Linked DNA regions of Homo sapiens: region 1 is linked to region 2. Evidence: chromatin contacts called from ENCODE Hi-C or POLR2A ChIA-PET data. All regions are on one chromosome and are shown on one strand. The core of a region is the stretch at or near the end of the contact, and the rest is flanking DNA. Distances in the headings are between cores, read along the strand shown.

Region 1 (6,888 bases), core at 459-2,958, 93 kb before region 2:
AGATTCTTTTCAAAAAAGTCTTTGCTAGCTGTAGTGTTTATTTAAGGATAAGATGACCCAACTTCCACTATATTTAGTGCATGAAAAACCACAGGTGTTTGACTCCAGGAACTGCTTAGGGTTGTGCTATTAGTTTTCTGACTCCCCTCCCTTCTTGGTTTCATTGTTTCAGCATTGCAGGTGAGCTGGTTTCCTGACTTCTGCAAAAGCCCTCCTGCACTCCCCCGCCCTCCTCTCCAGCCTGCAGGTAGTTTAAATACCCCCATAGTACATGGCTGCCTGGATAAGGTGTGGGGGAAACTGTGATGCTGTTTCCATTTCAATTCTAATTTAAAATGCCATGCCAACCACAATAGGCACCCTATTTTAACTTCATCAGTTGGCTTAATTTTTAATTTTAACTAATCAATTTAATCAGTGGCTTTGTCCTCCTCCTCATTCCTCTTGAAAGGCTTCTGTTGGAAGGCAGGATATTTGCTCTCCCGTGCCTCTTCCATGTGCCACCCTGTAAAATGCAGGACAAAGACAAAATAGCATACTGTAAAAGAACTGACAGCTGGAGCCTGGGAGTCAGACACCCCAGAGCCAGGTGCTGGCTGCAGCAGCTGTATGACGTTTAGGTTTCCTCACCTGTAAACCTAATCATCCTATCTCAGACTTTTTGGAAGATTAAATGCTAATGCTTAGCATGGGACCTGGTGCTCCATGAGCATTCCCCAAACATGTTAACGAGCCTGCAATGGGTCCCCCCACACCTGATTCACAAAGGGAGGGTTGTCTGAGGAAAGCTGCTGGTTTGTCCAAGGAATTCCTTTCCTGGATAAGTGGAAACGGATCTATTACCAGGCAACTCAACACCTCTTAGGCCCTTGAGAGGGGGCTGACATAAAAACTAATATTTGCAGGGTGAGTTATAGTTTACAGAGTGTTTTCAGTGTTGTAATAGTGGGGGAACCAGGCTTTGCAGTCAAATCTTTGTGCATGGGCTCTGTCTCTTACAAGATACGTAACCCTGGGCAACTCAGAGGCGCACTGAGCCTCTGGCTCCTGTGTACAGTGGAAACACTGCTACCTAGCTCACGTTTCTGAGACCTGCAAGCTATGTATATGCAATGTGTACTTGGTCAACCTAAAGCCTTAGTCTAAAGTGAGGAGTTCTCATTCCATTTTCTCATGGGTTTAGTTCCCAACAGGCCTCTTGAGAAAAACCTCATTTACTATCCATATGGAAGGGATGGATTGAAATGGCTGAAAACAGCCTGGCCAAAGTTGCTGTGGTGCTGCCCGTCTCCATCTCTCTCTCTCTCGAACACTATAGCCTCGGATACCTTTTTTCCAGGGAAGCACCCGAAAGAAAGGCAGCGACTCCAGCTTCTCATGCCTTTCCCTTAGGGACATTTCCCATTTTCGGAAACTTCCTAAGTAAAAGGTGGCCCTGGGATGGCCTGCTGTGGTGAAAATGCCCTGAGCTGGGAGACCTGTGATCCAGTCATGGCCAGAACAGGTAGCCTGCGTTGCTCTGAGCTGGGTGAGGAATGGTATGAAACCAAGCCTCCCGACAGGCTCCAGCTCCCTAGATTCTGGGCGGCACTGACAGAAACCTGCTTGAGAGAGTGATGACAGTCAGAGTACTGAGGAGTGGCTCACCGCCAGGGCAGCACATGCTTCTAGGTAGCATTTATCCCCAGGGAAGGACACAGTCCCGTGTTGCAGAAGGCACAGGGCCAGGAGGCAGGAAACCAGCACCGTGGCCCCAGGTCCAATGCCGTCACTTCGGACAGGAAGTCGCTTGACTCAGCTTTTAGGCAGGGAGCAGGGGTAGACCACTCAGCCCAGTCTGGGCACCACCCCTGACTTGCCTCTGACTCCACCTGCCATAAGTGCATACGGAGCTGAAGGCCTCTGGAGAGGATGAGGCTCCAGGCCAAGGTAAGGTGGCAGAATGGCACCATCACACTGAGGCTCTGGCTGCTCAGAGGTCATATGGAAAACCCCCACAGGTCCTGCTGATGCTCTCAGCATCTTCCAGCTGATACTAACCCCAGATTACAACCAAGCGCATTACTATCCCGCCCAGGCGACTACTCGGACAGTGAAGGAGAAAAAGAATCCCCGCTCGTTTAGAAGTGTACTTCTGGAACCCTAGAGGTCCCGGGTGGCAACGACGGGAGCTTCATTCCAAGGCTGAGGAATGAACACTTGGGGATGGCATGAGAGGAATTCTACTAAAACACCAGAAGGATAGGTCTGCCAGGAGGACTGGGTGGGTGGGGAGTTTGAAATAATACTGCTGAGCGTGAAGACTGCAACCCTTAGTACTGACCTTGCTCAGGGGCCAAGAGCTTGTGTTCAATTGTGTTAGTGTCCGGGACATGACTACTCATTCCAGGAAGCTGGGCACCAGCACATCCCACACAAGTTGTCCTGCGTATAAATATTGGTCTGGACAAGGGGACTGAAATGGTTTCTGGCACCAAAATGAGGCATTACAACACATTCAGGTAAATATCCAGGATTCAGCCTCTAAGTGGCTAATGGCCCAAGGACAAGTCCTCCAGGGAAAACCCATCCAGTTCAACATTTGAAGCACCAAATCTATGCCAGTTATGTGAAAAGTGGGCAGAGAATGAAGCACGCAGGTGTTCACAATGTGGGTGAAGAGCTGATGCAACCCAGTAAGAACACGAATAGAAAAAGCAGGAAGGGGGAGGTGGCAGACATAGGGCCTGGTAAGCCAGAGGAGGTGAGGATTAGCTGAGATTTTAGAAGCCTGCTGTGGGGTCACGTGCACGGAAGAAGCTGTGTGCTCCAGAACTCCAAGTAGGCCAGCTTAGTATAGTAGGTCAAAGGATAGGAAGGTAGACTGGGGCTAGCTAGCTCCAGACATCTGCTCTTGCACAGACATGTTGAGTCTGACATCTGCTCTTGCACAGTAGGGTCTTACACAGGTTTTAATGTATGGGAGGGGCCCAGGCACATCTGTTTTAGAAAAAGCCCTTGACAGAGTCAAGAAAAATAGAGACAAGACTCATGAAATAGCCCAAGCAAGAGCTGAAGGCAACCAAGAGGGCAGAGTCAAGGAACATTTCAGAAGGTACACGCAGTAAAAATGGGGAGGAAGAAGATCGTGGGGATGGCTGATGGGCAAGCATAAGATCAGAAAATTGCTCTTCAATGATCCCAATTCTTGTAGTGAAAAGAGAAGAATGTCACCCCAGCCTTCATGAACAGTTCTAGATCCAGACAGTGTCTAACCGATGTGAGTAGATGACTAGAACAGAGGTAGTCCATCATAAAGCTAAAGAGGCCACTGACATGGATGTGGATGGGCAGAATGAAGGGAGGAGTGAAGAGGCAACATGGAGAGTGTGAGCTGGCAGTCAGGGCTTAAGAGGAGTGAGGGTTACTTATTGAGTAAACATGCCAAAGAAGTGATTGGAAGGACTCCACACCTACCAGACTCCAGAGCATGCACATCCTTGGCTGAAAGGTTTGAGGAGGAGCAGGGACAGGTGGAGGCAAGGGGATGAAGGATTTTACACAGCCAAAGACATAAGTTTCATGAGGACAGTTAGGAGAATGCCATAGGATTTCAAAGAAATTCCACAAAGAAGGGAGGCCACGGAAGGGGCAAGACTTGGGGTGGGCAGGGGTTGTTGTGAATTAGATCAAAGGAATGAGGAGGAAGGTTGCTAACCAAAGTCTACAGCATCTCTTTATACCCTTCAAACATCTATCAACCACTCCAAGTATCACTTGTTCACTTCTATACTTCTTTAAAAATGTGAAGAAACTACAGTAGTTGTACATGTATGGCTGAAGTTGTTTTCTTTGTTGTTGTTGAAGTGGGCTAGGAGCTAAAGGGACTGAATTAAACAAGGTGCCAGCAAAGGCGAACTGCAAGACTACACCTGCCGTGGGTATTAGCTGAAAGGCTGTGGTCAACAACGAAGCCTAGTTTAAGTTAGCTGGGCACCTTGAAAAAGAGCCCAAATATTAAGGGATTTGTGGTCTCCAAGGTAACCACACAGCCCTCCCCCCTCAAAAAAGCATCTGTCCTTCAGAGAAGCATCCAAGGCTGATGTTGACAGCTTCCTATTTCTATTCAATGTTTCCTAAAACCTAAAATTCATCATTGAGAAGAAACAAATCAATGAGCATAAATGACAAGTTTTATTTAAATTTTAAATATACCTTTATTTCTCAAACTCAAAGCTTTATCAAGTTCTAACACATTTTGCATTGACAAGTGATTTTATCTGCATCAAGTAAGGTTAGTGACCACCACGAAAGAGGAATCCCCAGACCTCCTAGGCACTAAGAAATATTTCAAAGGCTATGCAAATATAGAACAAAAAGCTTTCAATTTAGTCTAATTGGTATCTATTTTTCATCTATATTAATTTGGAAATAAGTTGCTACCTTAGAAAAATTACATTTTTATCCATTAAAATAAAACACCAGATAGGTTGAGTTTTTTTAAAAACACCCACAGATCTGTATTTAGCTACTTCCTCTTTAGTAGATGGTCATCTCACCTTCCTATGCAAACACACACAAGAATTTGCACCAACTCTCACTAGCCCAGGCAAAACTCCAAGCATTTTATTTAGCTTACACTTCAATTATTTTTTTAAAGTGATAGGTAAACAAGATTTAGGCACTTGAACACACACACGCACACACACACACACACACAGTCTTTTATTTCCTGATCTTAACCTTAGAGTTCTCCACAAATAATCCTGAAAAGTTGCCAGATCTTTAAAAATACCTCTCCTCAACACCGCCCCCCTCCCCCACGACTTGGTCCTCTGATTTTAACTGGTTGAATTGGAATATGTTCCAAAGCGAGCTGTGAAATTCTAGTCTCTGCAAGATTAAGGATGTGAATCTAACCTTGGAAACTGGATTCTTACAAAGTCCACCCAGAAGGTTTTCCCTGACACAGAGCCCTGGTCCGACACCCAGGAAGGAATGGCCTCTATGAGCGTCAGGGTCTCGTCTCACCATTGGATAACTACTTTGCTCTCAAAAAGAGGACATTTGAGCTAAGAATATAGCTGTATCCCAATACAAGGCACCAACCAGTACCAGAAAGTAAACTACAAAGGAGTTATTCCTCAAGTTAGGAAGTTGCTTTTGAGTGGCACCATTTCCCAAAGTCAACAAAGCAGTACTAGTTAAAATCCTGACGTACCATAAGGGTAAGGGGTTAGTGCAGAGGTGAAGCTGAAGAATAAGCAGATTCAGGGTTTTAGCAATTTGATTATTAATGTGTCACCACAAAACACAAGTTCATACACAGCTTGCTGTGACTCAAACCCCAGTGAAAATCAAACTGGACAAAAACTGAAATGCCAAACTACATCTGTAGCATCTATCAGGAACTAAGCATCATCTTCCTTACCCAACTCACCCCATCTGCCAGGTCCCCCAGGTGTGGGCCATCCCACAGGCATCCCCATCAGGAACTCTGATTGGAAGGCATTAGTAATAGAGTTCAGTTTCAGCATTGAAATTATTGAATGAGGAATAATGTGTTACTGCCAAGGTAAGATTTAAAGGGGAGACTAGAGCTCAAGGTCAGGCATCTAGTGCGTGCTATTCTGCCAATGTGAGAGGAAAAGGTACTGTCTTCATCTCACTGATGCTCAACCTGACTCCAAGCAGCAGGCTAGGAGAACAGGCTGCAGACATGCCGAAAGCATCAGAAAAAGAGTCAAATCAGAGTCCCGAAACAAATAAGAGACTGCTTAACTTTAGATTAGAACTTGCATGTGAACTTCAGTGCTCTCTGCTACTGCCAAGTTTCATGTTACTCAACACACACACATACACACACACATAAAATAGGAACCACTGGACTCAGTATAAGCTCAGGGTACCTGGTGCTTGTGTGAGCATTAGGAAAGGCAGGTTTCAGCTAGAGTTTCCAGGGCCCTGAAATTCAAGGTTACCTCGCCTATTCTGAGGCTGGCAAAAGGCTCATAGAGCAAGTAGAGACATCACTAGCCCAGGGGTTGTGTTTTAAAAGTACAGCTTTGGTCAGTGCAGCTTTTAACCCTGATAGCTCTTGAATAGGTCTATTCTCAAACTACAAAAAGATCTGAGCTGACTAAAAAGGTCAGGTGAAGGGACTCCGAGACAACCATGGTGCAATGGTGGCAAAGACTGGGGACTGGGTCTTTCTCGCAACTTCTGTGCCTCCTTTCATTCTCAGAAGAGGACTATTACCAGATGGGGGGGAAAAAACATAAGCAGAAAGAACCCCAAGGACAAACTGGAAATTTAATTCCTTGATGCAGATCTTATCTTCATCTGGTGCCTCATTACCCTGGGCCCCAAGCCTTCTAAGTAGAAGAAATACTGATTTCTGTTAGGCAAGTGCTTATGTTGGTGGCTTCATCACATTTCAAAGCTTTGGTTAAACACATCGGTCATTTTTGTGCAAACACATGCCATTTGACCACCATGGCAGCTTTTTAAGGTCATGAATGACCAGATAGTTTCCAAAGTTGGGATCACTCTTCATTGGGGTTCACTCTTCATTGCCCCACTCTTAACACTGAAGCACACTGGGTCCCCTCAATTAGAACCGGCCTTGACTCAAAGCCACTGAATTAAAATATAACTAAGGCTCACAGGGAAACAGGAGCTGATTACACTAAGAAGTGGCTTCTAGTCACCTAATGTAGCACAACATAGATACCAGCTAAGCCTTGAGTTTCAGTCATGGCTGATCTGCTTTTAAGAGGACCAAGACATCACATTCCAGAATAAACTTGAAAATATACTTTTAGAAAAAAAGGTAAACCACTCATTTTCTACTAAGCTCTTTTGCATTAGGATAACTTCACTGCTTAAAGCAAGGAGAAAACAATCACT
Region 2 (6,312 bases), core at 9-2,508:
ATAAGGCAGAGGCTCTGCCTTGTTCCTCTTCCTAGAGCATCCCATAGACATATGAATTGAAGGTGAGCCTAAAAGGACTGGGAGTGCAGGTGGGTGGCTGATTTCGATGCTCCCCTCCAGGCACAGTTGAGGAACTCAGTGTCCTGGATGTTTCTTCCTTATTAACAAACGCCTTCAGGTCAAGGTAGCCTGGAATGCTGGGCAGTTTACTTCTTTGGGTTCATTCCTCCTAGATTTTGGTCTGGTCATCCTTCACTAGGCTTTTGGTTCTTCAATGCTTTTAAAAGATTTTTCTTTTTAAGATTTTTTTTCTTTTTCTTTCTTTTTCTTTTTTTTTTTTCTTTTTGAGATACAGTTTTGCTCTTGTTGCCCAGGCTAGAGTGCAGTCGTGCAATCTTGGCTCACTGCAACCTCTGCCTCCTGGGTTCAAGCAATTCTCCTGCCTCAGCCTCCCAAATAGCTGGGATTACAGGCGCGTGCCACCATGCCGTGCTAATTTTGTATTTTTAGTAGAAATGGGGTTTTGTCATGTTGGTCAGGCTGGTCTTGAACTCCTGACCTCAGGTGATACGCTTGCCTCGGCCTCCCAAAGTGCTGGGATTACAGGTGTGAGCTACTGCACTAAGCCTCGTTTTAAGATTTATTTGGCTTTTCAAGTTGTCCTCAGTCGGGGGGGTTGGTAGAGAGTCCACAGGTAACATTATTAGTCCAGTTTGACAGAAAATAAAACAGGCAGTTTCCCTATCCTTCAGACTGCCACTTTCCTATAAAACTATTTCTTATCCTTTTTCTCAAGTTCTTTTGCCTTAAATGCCAACATCTTCTCCCCTATTCCCACTCTTAATAATCTTACTTCCTATTTCGTTGAGAAAATAGAAGCAATCAGAAGAGGACTCCCCTGTGCTGCTCCTCGTACTACCTGCTTCTCTTCCCGGTGCTCAGCTTCCCTCCGGTTACAATGAGGGAACTGTCCAAACACTCCGGCGAGGCCACGCCTACCGCCTACCTAAGGACATGGTTCCTGCAATTATCCTCTCTCCTGCAATACCAAACTTTTCCTCTCTGAGGGAGTATTCCCATCAGAAGAGAAACAGATTGTAATATTGCCCTCCAAAAGAAAATCTCTTCTTGATCCTCTATCTCTAATGCCTGGCTACCACCTGTTTTTATGCTCCTCATCGCAAGTGAAACTCCTATAAAGGGTTGTTTACACTCATTGTCTCTACCTCTTCTTCCATTTCCTCTTGAACTTCCTCTGAGCTGGCTTCTGCCCCCTTATTCTACAGAACAGTTTTTGTCAAGATCACCAATCATCACCATGTTGCCAAACCCAATCCAATTCTCAGGACTCATTTTACTTAATCCATCAGTGGCTCACTCCCTTCTCCTTGGTTTCTGGGGTTTCCCCCCGAGTCCCTTGGCTCTCTCTGGTCTTCTCTGCTCCCTTCTTATCCCACAGACCTCTAAACACTGGATGGCCTCAGGGCTCAGCCCTTGGGTGATTTCTTTTCTCAACCTCTAAGTGGCTTACCCTAAGGGATCTCAAGTCTACAGGCTATATATACCTTGACAAATGTCCAAATTTGTATCTCCAGCCCAGACCTCTCCTGAATTCCAGGTTCACATAGTTAACTACTTACTCTCAGTAAACAGGCAGATGTTTAATAAGAAATGAAAATTTAACATGTTCAAGAACAAATTCATCATTGCACCCCTCCTAGATCTTAATCTTCTCCATTCAAAAATGGTCACTGCATTCTTCCAATAGCTCAGATCAAACACACTGGAGTCAAACCTTTTCTTTTTCATGCCCATAATCAATTGCGTCAACTTTACCTTCAAAATATAGACCATAGTTGTTCTCCCTCATCACTGGTCTGAGTCACCAGCATTCCTCACCTGAATTATTTCAGTAGCCTCCAAACTGGTGTCCCTTCTCCCATCATGGCTCCCCTACCATCTGTTTTCCACACAGAAGCCAGAGTGACCCTTTGAAAACAGAGCAGATCATGTCACAACTGTGCTCAGTCTCCTGGGGCTTCTATTTTACTTGGTGTAAAAGTCAAAAATTTTTTTTTCTGAGACAGGGTCTCACTCTGTCGCCCAGGCTGGAGTGCAGTGGCACGATCAAGGCTCACTACAGCCTTGACCTCCCAGGCTTCTCCCACCTCAGCCTCCCCAGTAGCTGAGACTCCAGGTGTGCATTACACCTGGCTAATTTTTTTGTAGTTTTAGTAGTGACAGGGTTTTGTCGTGTTGCCCAGGCTGTTCTCGAACTGCTGGGCTCAAGTGATCCTCCCACTCAGCCTCCAAAGTGCTGGGATTACAGGCGTGAGCCACTGCGCCTGGCCAAAAGTCAAACTCTTGACAAGGGACTACACAGGGTCTTCCAAGATGGGACCCTGTTACTTTGCTGGTCTCCTCTTCTACCTTCCCCTAGCTCATTCTGCTCCAGCCTCTTGCTCTTCTTTGAATGGGTCGTGCATTGTGGTAACCCTTTGGCAGCCCTGCCCAGAAGGACTGGGTGCTGTAAACTGCAGTGCCCTCCTTGCCTTCGTGCGTCAATGACTCCTTTTCCTAGAATGTCTTTCCCTCATTTGTTGCAGCTAGACTCCTATCACAACCTACAAATTTCTCATTGCTCAAATTTCAAATGGGTAATTCCTCTCTGAAAGCTCAAGTTACAAATTTCTCACCACTCTCTCTTCATCACCACGTAGCTCTTCCCTACTTCAAAAGGTTCAATTCCAGCCCCCAAACCTCACCCTTAAATTAGGTAAACTCACTTCCCCTGTTCCCTGACTCATCTTCCTTCTACACTCTAGTGGCATTTGGTACACACCTTTACTAGCAAAACATAACCTTCGGCTTGCCCATCATCCTCTTCCGGCTTGGAGGCTCCAGAGGTTCGATGTCATGGTTGGCTCTGGATCTCCAGTGCCTCACACAGTTTTTGGTACATATATATTCAATAAATGTTTAAAGAAAAATAATTTCAAAAGGACTTAGGCAGAGTTATGTCCTAACAACTATGGACAACTACAATTTATGTCAGGAAATAAACTATTCCACAACACACCTATTGTTCTACATGAGCTAAAATTATTCATAGGGTTCAAATCGGAATTTTTCTAGGATTCTCTTCTGTCACGAGATTACATTTTTCATCTTCTAATAACTCTTAACTATTAGCTCAATGTCTTTAAAAGAAGGCAGTCACGTTTTAAAGGAAAGGGGAAAGTCTTTTTAGTCTTCTGTTTGTAGAACGTTTCATCACTGACTTGGTTCCAGTGGAGGCCCCAGCAGGCTGCTGGTATAGTAGGCTTGCCTGAACAACCAAGAACCTTGGCATCCTACCGTCAGTCAGAGGCAGGGTGTATTGACAAACTTAAGCAAGGTGTTTCACTGTATCTCCAGCCTCCCAGGCTTCAATCAGCTAACAATGGGAGGGAGGGAGAGGCGAGGGAGAGAGGGGAGAGCGGACAGGGGAGAGGGGAGACGGAGGAGAGGGAGGAGAGGGAGGAGAGGGAGGGGAGAAACATACTACTGCCCTCTAGTGGCAAAAATTTCTAGACTCTTACTGCTGAACTGCTTCAAAATGCTGAGCCCACACCAAATTCATTTTGAGTCATTCGAAGTTTTGATGAGTGATAAGTATTTTTGAAAGCTATTCCCAGGGGAGTCCCTTAACCTCTTTTTAAGTAACATTCACTTTTGCATCTTATGGGCTCTTTGGTACTGGGGGAGGACTGAACGCTGAATTTAAAAGGGAGAATCACTCTTGGGGATCTTGGTAGGTGCCCCTGTTGGACCCCCACTCAAGGCCTTTAAGAGCTACAGGAGAGGGCTGTCTTATAGCTCTCAGTAAAATGGATGTCCTTGTTCAAGTTCAAGGCCAATCTTCCTACCTGTGCTTTGGATCTCATAGTCCTGGCCCCTTCGTCAAGTATCTTTGCCTTATCAAATAGCTCCCTTTCCCCTTGTTTTCAAATTCAATTAACTCTTAAAATTCAGTTCCAGTGTCAGTTACTTTCCTCATTATCCTCCTCCCTCCCGAATCTATGTTAAGCTTGATTAGGATCGTACTCTACCCATATAATACTGAAAGCCACAATATTAAGCAAGCCAGTCCTGTTTGAGGGTACAGATTTTATTTTGATTTCTATATATATTTTGAAGCCTATGAAAGCTTCTGGCAAACAGTAGGTGAAAGCTCAAAAAATGTGTGGAATAACTATATTAATGATCTCATGAATTACATTCCAATGTTCTAGTCCAGTTCCGTTTTACAGAAAATAAACTGAGGTCCAGAGAAGTTGAATAACTTGCCTAAGGCCTTACAACCAGTCAGGGGAAGACCAAGGACTACAATTTTGGATTCCTTACTAATTAAGGATCCCTGACACTAGGCCCTCCCGACACTCTGTGAATCATTGTTTGCTGTGTATTTTCTACATTTGCAGAAAAAGAAAGCAATACGTGCCATCTTTTTTATAAGGCGTAGACTTTTCTTAGTGTGTATGGTTTTGATAAAGCTTTTATTGATAGAAAACTCAGAATCAAGAGTAATGGACTACAATCACCCTTAAATGAGGCAGCCTGGCCTGGTGGAAAGAGTATCGGCCTCTGAGAACTAGGGTGTTTATTCAGTAAATTTGTTGTCAAGAGGAATAAAAAGATGACTAGGATACTGTCTACATCCTTAAGCACCTGATAACCTAATAGAAGAGGTAAAGACATGTCCACAAATGATTATTATAAGGCAGAATGTGAAGAGTTGTAGAAGTTATGAACTAACTATGGATGTACAAACATGGAAGAATCACTCAAAGTTTGGGAAATCAGGAAAGGTTCTGTGAAAGCTTTTAGTCTTGTGAGAATAGGAAAGATGTGCAGGGCTTTGCTGGAATTGGATAAAGGCCTTTCAGATGGGAAGAGTAAAGCTTTAAGAAGGCTGAAAATAGGCCGGTCACAGTGCCTCACTGCTGTAATCCCAGCACTTTGGGAGGCCGAGGTGGGCGGTAATCCCAGCACTTTGGGAGGCCGAGGTGGGCGGATCACCTAAGGTCGGGAGTTCGAGACCAGCCTGACCAACATGGAGAAACCCTGTCTCTACTAAAAGTGCAAAATTAGCCAGCTGTGGTGGTGCATGCCTGTAATCCCAGCTACTCAGGAGGCTGAGGCAGAATTGCTCGAACCTGGGAGGTGGAGGTTGCGGTGAGCCAAGATCGCGCCATTGCACTCCAGCCTGGGCAACAAGAACAAAACTCTGTCTCAAAAATAAAAATAAAGGCTGAAATTTGTAGAGGAACTTATAAAGAATATGAATAAAGGTATCTATATACACATCTATCTATTCATTTCTGGAATGGCAAATGGCAGAGTGAGAAGCTCAGCAAATCATTTCCCTCAAAAGGAATAAAATGGACAATTAAAAAACTCGAACCATTCAGGATTCTGGAAATTGACCAAAGGCATACAACAAAATGAGAAGTATTTATCCAAGAAAAACTCCTGAACCAGGAAAGAACAGTGTGTCTGTGATGTTTTAGCCCAGAGCTGCTCTCATCCCCTTCCAGCTCCATCAGCATGGCAGCTCTATCAGGGCAGGACAGGCTGTGAGGGTTACCTGATTTGGAGTAGAATGCAGAAAAACTCCGTGCTCCTGGGCATTGTTAGAAATGAAAGGAATCTCAGTAGCAAATGAATAGGAAAGGCCAGTGCAGTTAGCCTGAGGTTCTGGTTGGGGCAAGCAAGAGATTGACAGACAAGCCAGAAACTAACAGGGAGATTCACGGAATGAAACAGCCATAGTGTACTTGCCACACATCTCTGGTGGCATGGAAGGATGAACGCAAGAGCAAGGTTGAGCACAATTTAAGAGAAACCAGAGAAAGCCCTAGCTACCTCTGAACATTCCTGACTAAATGTGAGACCTTAGACATAAGGCCTTGGGTGAAGTAAAAGCTGGGAAGACTTGTAAACTGCATAAACTTTGAATGTGTTCTCCAGCTTACACACGGATCCACTGACAACACGCAGAAGCCCTTCCTAGTCAAAGGTATTTGGGTACAACCTCTGACAAATCACTTGTTGACCACTAAACTATACTGACAGAGGGCTGACTCCTAGGAAGCCAGGCTTAAAAAATATAAACAAGATTTTAGAAATACAAAACTAAGCAAAGACATCAATGACTGTGCAACATGGGGAAAAGAGCCTCCAAAGAATTAGTCTACACCAATCACTAAACAAAGAGAACAGCAGTTGCAACAACTACCACCTCCCTGGGTCACAGAGATGAGATCAGAA

Evidence for each region. Hi-C counts contacts between places; a loop is a spot of excess contacts on that map. ChIA-PET counts read pairs that join two places held with the same protein, here RNA polymerase II (POLR2A). Pooled maps may share reads with other maps.
Region 1: a loop to region 2 is called in a map with no recorded cell type, with 2.4 times the contacts of the local background. The contact joins two enhancer-like sites. A Hi-C loop is called at or near these places in 2 of 168 maps with a recorded cell type or tissue (K562 and Right ventricle myocardium inferior), 1 of 37 single-sample maps with no recorded cell type and 2 of 50 pooled maps. POLR2A ChIA-PET finds 5 or more read pairs at or near these places in 7 of 52 experiments (CD4-positive, alpha-beta memory T cell, H1, OCI-LY7 and 4 more).

What each region holds. Positions count from the first base shown.
Region 1 is chr1:117,625,656-117,632,543 of GRCh38, reverse strand. It overlaps TENT5C (terminal nucleotidyltransferase 5C), which reads right to left. Exons shown (of 2, transcript NM_017709.4): 2 at 4,155-6,888. Among named protein-coding and RNA genes, the nearest start is that of TENT5C, 23 kb to the right of the region's middle. RefSeq lists enhancers at 1,135-1,685, 1,686-2,236. Within about 2 kb of position 1,708, at least 10 of the 41 ENCODE cell types and tissues checked have a DNase peak (open chromatin) inside an H3K27ac peak, as active enhancers do; they include OCI-LY7, where a contact is called at or near this core.
Region 2 is chr1:117,532,422-117,538,733 of GRCh38, reverse strand. No RefSeq gene overlaps it. Among named protein-coding and RNA genes, the nearest start is that of TENT5C-DT, 70 kb to the left of the region's middle. RefSeq lists silencers at 3,329-3,568, 3,589-3,658. Within about 2 kb of position 1,258, at least 2 of the 41 ENCODE cell types and tissues checked have a DNase peak (open chromatin) inside an H3K27ac peak, as active enhancers do; they include OCI-LY7, where a contact is called at or near this core.